Regions from separate parts of the Homo sapiens genome. Here region 2 is linked to region 1. Evidence: read pairs that join two places in POLR2A ChIA-PET (ENCODE). Cell type or tissue: OCI-LY7. All regions are shown on one strand. Links, peaks and the distances in the headings refer to the core of each region. The heading gives the core; the rest is flanking DNA. Region 1 overlaps UBXN11 (UBX domain protein 11). Region 2 has its middle 23 kb from the start of RCAN3AS.

The links. ChIA-PET counts read pairs that join two places held together with the same protein. Peaks named below come from ENCODE experiments on the same cell type or tissue, not always from the same donor. Only the 100,000 strongest peaks of a DNase experiment are listed, where the experiment ranks them.
Region 2: POLR2A ChIA-PET joins it to region 1 with 10 read pairs; 1 of 35 experiments calls an interaction of 5 or more read pairs at or near these places.

What each region holds. Positions count from the first base shown.
Region 1 is chr1:26,296,582-26,302,064 of GRCh38, forward strand. UBXN11 (UBX domain protein 11) reads right to left here. Exons shown (of 15, transcript NM_001389556.1): 3 at 5,113-5,141; 4 at 4,345-4,443; 5 at 1,381-1,481; 6 at 846-900; 7 at 338-414. Among named protein-coding and RNA genes, the nearest start is that of UBXN11, 7.3 kb to the right of the region's middle. In OCI-LY7, for the core only: no CTCF peak of the experiment used is centred there; a DNase peak (open chromatin) is centred at 2,900; H3K27ac peaks cover 2,840 bases.
Region 2 is chr1:24,476,749-24,482,007 of GRCh38, forward strand. No RefSeq gene overlaps it. Among named protein-coding and RNA genes, the nearest start is that of RCAN3AS, 23 kb to the right of the region's middle. RefSeq lists an enhancer at 4,433-4,542. In OCI-LY7, for the core only: no CTCF peak of the experiment used is centred there; a DNase peak (open chromatin) is centred at 4,573; H3K4me3 peaks cover 1,200 bases; H3K27ac peaks cover 1,212 bases.

The sequences.
Region 1 (5,483 bases), core at 162-5,161:
GGTTCAAGCTAAGATGAAGAGGCATGCAGGGGCCAGCCCGCAGGGGCCACAGCGAGGACTGTAGAATTCAGTTCAGTGGGAGCCATGAGGTCTGCTAAGCAGGGGAGAGGCATGTTCAGAGGGCCCAAAAGCAGGGGTGTGCCCCAGCCCCAGACACCTCCCTGGCTCTTTAAAGTCTGGGCCAGTCCTGGGTAGGGAAATGCAGGGCAGGGTCCCTGGGTGGGATGTGACGAGGAGAGGCCCAGAGAGGTGGGCTCGGACCCAGCTCCTGAGGAACATGCCGTGAAGAGCTGGGGACTGCTGGCTGCCCGCATCCCCCGGGGCCCAGCTCTCTCACCTCCATCTCCCTGACCTGCCGCTGCAGCTGCACACACATCGTCTCCAGTTCCTCCTGCCGCTGCAGGGTTGCCTCGGCTTCAGGGAAAGACAGGGACAGGCTTCAGCTGCCCCAGCAAGACACTGCCAGGTCACCTCTGCCCTGAGGGTCATCTGGAGAAGCTGTTCTGGGGATCCCCCAAGAACTGCCTCTTGGCCCCCCACCTCTCTGGCCTCTCCTCTGACCCCGTGGCGGTGCCTTGATGGGCCCTAGGAGGCTGCCACTCCCCTCAGAGCCTCCTCTCCTCCACACTTCAGATGGGACTCGGTCCCATGTAGGAGGGCATGGAGTGACTCCAGCACTGTCCTGGATATGCTGCAGCCCCTCTGTGGGCTCAGCTGTCCAGACCCCACCAAGTAGTCAGCTTGATGCTCTTGATGCCAGAAGCCATTGTGAAGCTTCCAGGAGCCCTGGGCCCAGGGGAGGTGCCTGACTGGGGGCGCAGGTCAGCCCTCCAAGAGCCCCCTACCTGGGTGTGGCCGGAGGGTCTGCACCAGGTCCTCTAGGGCCGCTATCTTCTGATCCTGTAGCATAAGACACAGGGTGAGCACAGGGCCTGTGGTTCCCAGAGCCCTGCCCAGACAGGAAGCTCCAGAGCTTTGCCTATGTTGGATGCTGGGGAGCAGCAAGCCCCTGCCACCCTTTGGCACAGCCACTTCTCCCGGACCTCAGATAACCCTCGCAGTTCCTCTGAGGTAGGGAGAGGTGCGGCCCACACCTGAGGACCCCCACATCTGAGGGTGCCGCGCTCTGCTCAGCAGTCCACTGTGCCACCCAGTCCAGGGTCTACTGGGTCCTGCTCAGCTGAGGGGAAGACCCCCCAGCCTCTCGGCTCAGGTCACAGGACCTAGATCAGGCCCAGGCCACACCTGGTCCTCGAACTGGGCAGGTCAGTGTGGTAGACGGTTCTAGAATCACCCACCCTAGTCCAACTCCTGGCCTCCCCAGCCCAGTCCCTCCACCTCTCAGACCGGCCCCTGGCCCTCTCCCACCTGGAGCCCCACCTTGGACAGTATCTCATCAGTCTGGGCCTTCACCTGCTGCTCCAGGTCCCACAACTTCCTCGTCATGAAGGCCATCAGCTCCGAGTCATGGGATGCAGGGACTGCCAAGCACACAAAGTCTTTAGAGCCCAGACCTAGAGCCGAGGCTGAGTTGTGGGGGGGAGGGAGGAGGATAGGGGTCCCAGGAATGGAAATGAAGGTACTGAGAGCAGCTCCCACTGGCATCATAGGAACTGTTCTAAACACTTCATGTAGATCAACCCCCTGTAATCCTTGAAACACACCCAGGAGGTAAATGAACTGTTTTAGGAAACTGAGACACAAAGGGATCAAGTAATTTGTCCAACATATACAAGGAAGTGGTGTAACATATGGGTGACATCACCCTGAAGCATTGCCAAGAATTTCACCCTCGATCTAATCAAACCTCCAAATCTAGTGTCCAGTTGGTACGCAAAACAGCAGATAGAGGAGTGAGGCAAATACCCCACGGGCAAACTGCCAGACAAAGCCAGAATGCGGGGTGCTGTAGAAAACAGTAGCCAGGGCCGGGCATGCGGTGGCTCATGCCTGTAATCCCAGCACTTTGGGAGGCCAAGGCAGGTGGATCACTTGAGGCCAGGAGTCCAAAACCAGCCTGGCCAACATGGTGAAACCCTGCCTCTACTAAAAATACAAAAATCAGCCGGGCGTGGTGGCAGGTGCCTGTAATCCCAGCTACTCGAGAATCGCTTGAACCCAGGAGGCGGAGGTTGCAGTGAGCCAAGATCGCACCACTGCACTCCAGCCTGGGTAACAGAGTGAGGGACTCTGTCTCAGAAAAAAAAAAAAAAAAAAAAAAGTATGAAAATGGAAAAGAAGAGAAACCTACAGGAAGAAGCAGGCCTTTTCCTTTTCTTCCCCTAGACAGTGTCCTTTCTATGTATGAAGCAGGAACCGCGGCCATCATCCTACAACCACATGAGGCTGACATGTCAAGGCAGGTTCAGTGGAAAGATGGAGAAACCTGAGCCCCTGATGATGTCTTGGAGTCACTGAATTAACACCCCTGGAGCTGCCTCTTTAGGATTTCTTTGCATGTGGGATAACAAAACTTCCTTAATGTTCTTGTTGGCTGAGGAAGGGTTTTCTTTGACTTATAGTTAAATGCATCTTAATTGACAAACATTTGGGAACTGTCTACACATGGAGTGCAGGTGAGCTCACTGGGGCACAGTGGACACAGAGGAGAATCCAGGCCAGAGGAACATCACATTGAAAAGCTGAGGGCCTGGGTGCAGTGGCTCGCACCTGTAATCCCAGCACTTTGGGAGGCCGAGGCGGGCAGATCACTTGAGACCAGGAGTTCGAGACCAGCCTGAGCAACATAGAGAAACCCTGTCTCTACTAAAAATACAAAAATTAGCCAGGCATGGTGGTGTGTGTCTGTAGTCCCAGCTACTTGAGAGGCTGAAGTGGGAGGACTGCTTGAGCCTGACAGGTCGAGGCTGCAGTAAGTAGTGATTTGCACCGCTGCACTCCAGGCTGGGCAACAGAGCAAGGCAGTCTCCAAAAAAAAAAAAAACAAAAAAAAAACCTGAGAGAAAAAAGGAGGTGGTGATGACAGCTAAGAGACAGAGCCTAGAAGCAGAGGGTAATGGGAGGGCAGCAGCTTGGTGCCTAAGAGCTTGGTGGAGGTCCTGAGAAGGAAGGAGCAGTGGACAGTATAGGACACTGCTGGCAGAGAAGTAAAATAAGATAGGCAAGTCCTCATCTGTTACCTTGGTAGGGACAGATATTGGCTGGGAGTGGGAGAGGAGGGGATGACAGGGGAAAGCAGGGAGAGGACACCTGGAGCTCTTTCAAAGAGAGAACCTGGTTGCCATGGTTACTACTGAAAGTGACCTGGCTGGGTATGGTGGCTCATGCCTGTAATCCCAGCACTTTGGGAGGCTGAGGCAGGAGGACTGATTGTGCCTGGGAGGCTGAGGTTGCAGTGAGCCATGATCGCACCACTGCACTCCAGCCTGGATGACAGAGCAAAACCCTGTCTCAAAAAAAATAAAATAAAAAAGAAAGTTGACCCCAGCCAGGGTATAGGAGATCTTGGCTTTGTGGTGAAATGGCCGCAGAACCTTAGGCCAGGCTCTTCCTGTCTCTTTTTCCACCTCAATTCCCTCCTCCGGTAAAATGGAAGGGGCCTGAGGGAGAATCATCAGGCCCTTCCCTATGGCTGGCCTCCTGATGGGCAGCCACCACACTGAGCACCTCGCGTGACAGGCGCTGGCCAGGGGCCCTCCACCGAGGAGCATCTCATTGAATCCTCCCAACACGCTGCCCTCGCTGTTCCCATGCCCACTTCACAGAGGAGGCCTCAGAGACAGAGAGATGCGAAGTTGCTTGCTCAAGATACCACAGCTAGTGAGCTAGTGGAAAGTTCTAACCTTATCCCCAGCATCCCCAGATCCCGCCCAGCACTCTGCAGGGCTCATCCCTGCCTGCCCATGTCTCCCCTTTTCTCAGACCTGCTAAATCCCCACTCTGGGAAGCCACCCTGATTAGCCCCATCCCACTTTAGGTGCCTCCATGAGCTCAGCATTGCCACAGCCCTCTGCCAAGCTAAGCAGACTGTCTAGGCGACTTTGGGCCTTGCCAGAGCCCTGCAGAAGCAGGAAGCTGAGCTCTACCCTCAGACTTCATCCCTCTCTGACCCTGAATCCTGAGCCCACTGATATCACACCTGGTAACTATAGCCACAGCCTGGCCTGGGGCTGGGGCTGGGGCTGGGCCTCGGCCTCCTGAGCTAAGGGTGGGGCTTGTGTGGCTTTATGCCAAGCCAGGTCCCTGCCACAATCAGCCAGGAGTGGAAGCAGCTGCCTCAGACCAAACAGGCGAGAGGAAGGGCCATGCCTCCCTAGGCCTTGCCCCGTCTCTGGGGCCCCCTCCTGCAGCCAGGACCCAGACCCTTCAGGCCTCTGCTCTCACCTTGCCGACTCACAGGGGCACCTATGCCGCCATAGCAGGAAGGGACTGAGATCTTTTCTTCTGAGCCACACCCATCACTCAACATGTCCACCTCATCTTCTGCAGACAGGGATGCCTAGGTCACCGCTCTGGGGCGGAGACCCAGAGGAAACTCAGGCCCTGGGCCCTCGCCAGTGTGACGCGGCCTATGCACTGTGCCCCAGGGAGTTTGAGGAGAGAGAATTCACAAGGCTGGGGAGCAAGGATCCAACCAGAATGGGGCTGTTTTGGAGTTCTTCCAGTCCTGCTCCCAGGGGGACTGGCATGGCCAATGCCAATGCCATGGTGGAGAGTTGGGGGGCAGGGATCCAAAGGCCTGAGCTACAAGAGTCAGGGTGGCAATGTGTGGACAGGCCTCCCGGGAGAAAGGCTGTCACACTGGAGGAGGCTGGAGGGGGAAGGGGGGCTGGGATCCAAACCCCTGGGCTGGGTAATCTCTTGGCCCTCACTTGGTTTCTAGGCACACACTGGCCAGTCCCACAGTGGGTCAAGGGGTTCAAATGTGAGTGGCAACATCTGTGCCAAGGGTATGGGGCCTCCTAATCTGAGAGCTTCCAGGAGGGAAGCCCAGCCCTCAGGGAGGACAGCATGGGAGCTGCACAGAACACGGTGGAGGCCGCTGCTCCAGCTGACAAGGGCCTTTCTCGTGTGATTTCTCTCCATCGGTCCAACTGTAGGAGGTGCAAGCACATGAGAGGCGAAGAGGGCACGAGGGCGGGGCACACTTACCATCTCCATAGATGCGGATTCCTCGCCTCCTGGGAACCCAGGCAGGAAGAAGGAAGAAATATAAGTTAGGGCCCCTGGAATGATACCAGGGATAAGGCTCTGGGCACCGGACTTCAGCCAAAGCTCAAAGAGATGGAAGCAGGGCCTCTAACTCCTGAGGACTTCCAGCCCCAAATCCCAGCCCCAGCCTGGGGTGAGACAAGGGACAGGCTTCGAGGTGTCTGACTTCACCCAGTGGAGAAGGATGGGGAAGGGGTGAAGAGCAGAGTCTTAGGTGGGAAGACTACAAGGCTTGCAAAGCCCATGAGCTCAGCCCCAGCTCTGCTCTGCAAAGGCTGTGAGGCCTGTTGCTTAACCTCTCTGAATCTTCT
Region 2 (5,259 bases), core at 260-5,259, 1.8 Mb before region 1:
CTTTTTAGTTTTTTTTTTTTTATGTTGGACTTACTAGACAATAGTCTGGTTGTGTGTTTACATCTGAAAGCCATTGGAGTTTATTCTGGTGCACAGTTCAAGGTATGGATCCAACTTTATTCTGCTGAGATAGCTACCAAGCTATGCCAATACCATTTATGGAATAGTCCAATTTGCCCTGAAGAATTGGATGCCACTTCTATAATACACTAAATATCTATAGTTTTGGGACTTGCCATTCTGTTCCAGTGGTCTGCCTATACATTCACCAGTAACACTGTTCCAATTATCAAGGCTTTCCAATATGTTTCCAATCTGTTTGGGCAAGTCTCAGCTCCTTGCTCTTCTTCAAACTTATTTTGTCAAATCAGAACATAGGAAGGAAAAAAAAATACCCTACTATCCTGTCATTTCATTTAAAAAAGACATTAACACCAAAACAGTAAGAAGAACAAAATCTCAGATAATAATCCTTTAAACTGAATAATTTAGCTTTATGAAAAATGTCAGACATTGTCATTATTTGCCTATTTTGCTGCAAGCCGGTAAGATGAGACCAGCATTGTAGAGCCACGCTTGGTCTTGGTATAGGTGTAAGGAGAGGGAGGGCCACAGAGAGGATGTCACTGGCTAGTCAGTTGCAGGCTCAGAACTTTAACTCAGGTCTTATGATCTCTGGTCTCATCCTCTTAACACCGCCTACATTCTAGGTCCACTACCCTTTATTGAGCTTTCACTCTGGGCAGGCACTTTACATACTTTATGCATTTTCTTCTCACAACGGCCCCACAAGGAAGCTGTTCAACCCCTGTTATATGATACACATGTGGAAACGGAGGTTCAGGGAAGTTCAGTAATTTGTCCAAGGCCACCTGGTGGGTAAGTGGCAGAGCCTGGATTCAAACCTACATATGACTGATTTCAAAGTCTGTATTTTAAAAAAAATTTCAGTCCTCTATGTATCAATAGACTATTATTTTAAATTCTTTATTTTTATTTATTTTTTGCATAGAATGAAACTTCCTTGGGTTCTGAGTAGCATGACAGCTATTAGCTTGTCAGTCTTCATAAACTCCCTGGGCCAGGCCATCTGTCCTTTCATTGATATACGTAGTGTATCATTTCTTTTTCTTTTTTCTTTTTCTTTTCTTTTCTTTTATTTTTTGAGACGGAGTTTCGCTCTTATTGCCCACGCTGGAGTGCAATGGTGCGATCTCAACTTACGGCAACCTCTGCTTCCTGGGTTCAAGCGATTCTCCTGCCTCAGCCTCCCGAGTAGCTGAGATTACAGGCGCCCACCACCACGCACAGCTAATTTTTGTATTTTAGTAGAGACGGGGTTTCACCATGTCGGTCAGGCTGGTCTTGAACCCCTAACCTCAGGTGATCCACCTGCCTCTGCCTCCTGAAGTGCTGGGATTATAGGCATGAACCACTGTGCCCAGCATGTATCATTTCTTTATTTTATTTTATTTATTTATTTTGAGACAGGGTCTCACTCTGTCACCCACACTAGAGAGCAATAGTGTGATCACGGCTCACTGCAGCCTCGACTTCCTGGGCTCAAGTGGTCCTCCCACCTCAGCCTCCTGTGTAGCTGGGATTACAGGAGGGACCACCAGGCCCAGCTAATTTAAAATTTTTTTTTAATTTTTTTAGAAAAATTTAGAGACAGGATTTGCCATGTTGCCCAGGTTGGACTTGAATTCCTGAACTCCAGCAATCTGCCTGCCTTGGCCTCCCAAAGTGTGGGATTACAGGCGTGAGCCACTCTGCCTAGCCCAGGTATGTATCATTTCTTAGGCAGTCATGTCCATCAGGGTCAAGTCAGGAGACAGAAGCCACAGCAGTTATTGGAACAGAAAATTTAACATAAATAATTGTTAACTAGGGTTGGATGCAGTGGCTCACGCCTGTAATCCTAGCACTTTGGGAGGCTGAGGTGGGAGGATTGCTTGAGCTCAGGAATTCAAGACCGGCCTGGGCAACATAGTGAGACCCTGTCTCTACAATAAATACATACATAATTGTTAACTAAGTATACATTTTTTTTTTTACAAGGTAACTGAAAGGGTGAAAGAGGGCTAAGGTATTGTGGAGAGGACACTGTCAGAAGCTGCCACCCCTAGGGCTGGGGGAAGACAGGTAACAGGTTGGAATCATTAAAATGCAGGTGCCTGGAGGAGGGGCCCTGTGGAGCTGAAACTCAAGCACTGAGGAGGCAGCCTCACTAGCTGATGCTGTGTCTCAGCTTAGAGGAGAGGCCCTATAAAAAGGAGACCCAGGCCAGGTGCAGTGGCTCACGCCTGTAATCCCAGCACTTTGGGAGGCCGAGGTGGGCAGATCACCTGAAGTCAGGAGTTCGAGACCAGCCTGGCCAAGATGGTGAAACCCCATCTCTACTAAAAATACAAAAATCAGCTGGGCGTGGTGGTGTATGCCTGTAATCCCAGCTACCTAGGAGGCTGAGGCAGGAGAATTGCTTGAACCCGGGAGGTAGAGGTTGCAGTGAGCCGAGACTGCACCACTGCACTCCAGCCTAGGTGACAAAGCAAGACTCCGTCTCAGGGAAAAAAATAAAAAAAAGGAGACCCAGACCCATGAGGCTCTGGATGAGCCCTGGAGACCACAGATTGAAAAAGAGACACTCCCTGACCTTAAGTGGGAGAGAAAACAATTATTTAACCATGCCAAGAATATCTGTTAGTGGTTCCTGTTCAACATGGCAACCTAGGCACACACATTCACCTCCTCTCTGCCCCAGAGTGGCTCTGAGCTCAGACAGTAAGTGAGAAGAACAAGTGTGCTATGGGCAGCAATCTGGATTAAAGGGAAGACTATTTATAGGTCCTGTGGACACAGAACAACATCAGCCCCAGAGGGAACCCTAAGAATTACTCTAAACAGCGGAAGATGGCCAGACGCGGTGACTCACACCTGTAATCCCAGCACTTTGGGAGGCCAAGGCGGGTGGTTCACCTGAGGTCGGGAGTTTGAGATCAGCCTCGCCAACATGGTGAAACCCCATCTCTACTAAAAATACAAAAATTAGCCAGGCATGGGAGCACATACCTGTAATCCCAGCTACTCGGGAGGCTGAGGCAGGAGAATGGCTTGAACCTGGGAGGCGGAGGTTGCAGTGAGCCAAGATCACGCCATTGCACTCCAGCCCGGGTGACAGACTGAGACTCCGTCTGAAAAAAAAAAAAAAGAGTGGTAGATTTGGCTGTGGACGGCCCATGGTAGGGATATTGGAGCAGCAGGCAAGGAAACGAATGGACCTCCAGCTCTGTTCTGTCGGGAGACAGACCTATGGAGAGCTGGAGCCGAGTCCCATGTCCTTCAGCAGATGTCTTGTCCCAAGGCAGCCAGCAGCTCCATGCTCATGCACCTGAGGAGGAAGCCGATGACCAGGCCTGCTCACTTCCTCCAAGATGAAAATCCCCCCTCACATTCAGGGGATGATGGTACGCCTTCGGGTAAACAAATGCACACAACTGCAAAGGAAATCTCTAGTAAGTACTGTAGTTCTTTATTTATAAATGGGATTGTCCACCAAGAATCGCAAGACATTTGAGGAAATTCAACAGCTTGAAAGAGAGAGACTAAAATGACTGAGGCCGGGCACAGTGGTTCACACCTACAATCCCAGCACTTTAAGAGGCCGAGGCGGGAGGATTGCTTGAGACCGGGAGTTTGAGACCAGCCTGGGCAACCTGGTAAAACAATGCACACAATGCATGGTGCATGAGAGGCCCTGTCTCTACAAACGGTGAGACCCTGTCTCTACAAAAATACAAAAAATTAGATGGGCATGGTGGTGCACACTTGGAGTCCCAGCTACTTGGGGAGCCGAGGTGGGAGGATCACCTGAGCCCATTGATATGGAGGCTGCAGTAAGCCATGATTGCACCACTGCACTCTAGCCTGAGCGACAGAGCAAGACCCTGTCTCAAAAAATTTAAAAAATAAAATAATTGAGTTAATATAAGAATGGCAGGATAATGCAGACAGGGCAGTGGTTCATTAAATTACTTTCTCTATTTTATGTCTACATGAAGTGGTTTTTGAGACTGAGCTCCGCTCTTGTCACCCAGGCTGGAGTACAATGGTGCGATCTCGGCTCACCACAACCTCTGCCTCCCGGGTTCAAACGATTCTCCTGCCTCAGCCTCCCAAGTAGCTGGGCCTACAGGCATACGCCACCACGCCTGGCTGATTTTTGTATTTTTAGTAGAGATGGGGTTTCACCATCTTGGCCAGCTGGTCTCGAACTCCTGACCTCAGGTGATCCGCCCACCTCGGCCTCCCAAAGTGCTGGGATTACAGGTATGAGCCACTGCGCCCAGCCTATGTGAAGTTTTCATAGTAAAAAATGAAAAGTAAGTGTCACTGAGCACTTACTAGGAGCTAAGCACTGGATATACAGTGGAGAAGGAGAGAGAGTGCCCCTCCCCCATGCAGAGCAGTCAGAAATTAAAGCAAACCACATAAAGTGTGGTGAATGTTATAACTGAGGGAGCAATGACACTTCACAGTGTCAGGACGAAGCAGGAAGCGAGAGAACCAAGAAAGGGAAATGGAAGCTGTGGGGGTGGCCCTAGCAGTGACAGAGCAGGCAGTGTATCTTGTGCCTGGAGGCTTTCCTTTCCCCAGGACCCAGTGCAAAATGAAAATGGAGGGGCCCTTAGTTCAAAAACCAAGAAAAAGTGCCACCAAGGGACTTCTAAAAGCTTTTTTCTCTCTTTAACAACAGTCTCTCTCTTGACTTTTTAAATGTGTTACTTAATGTCATTTTCAGTAAAGGCAAATTAAAATTTTAAATGATTAGCATGAATTTTTTACCCATTCATCTTTGTTTTCTGCAATACCCATTTTAAATGCAAATATAAGAGCACTTAACTCGTATCTGTAATCACTGTAGTATAGAATTTGTGTTTCATAGCTCATACATACGTATTTTGTTCTTACCAGAACAGTGAGAACCCTGCATGAAACACACTCAACTGTGTTTATTTCATTTATTGATTGCACACATTCTACCACCTCTCTCTGCCTTCAGCTTGTTGATGAGTCAAGAAGGACTAAAAGGAAACGCCAGAAGTCCCAGCTACTCAGGAGGCAGAGGCAGGAGGATCGCTTGAGCCCAGGAATTTGACTCTACAGAAACTAAACATTATTAGCCAGGAGTGGTGGCACATGCCTGTGGTCCTATCTGCTCAGGAAGCTGAGGTGAGAGGATGGCTCGAGCCCAGGAGT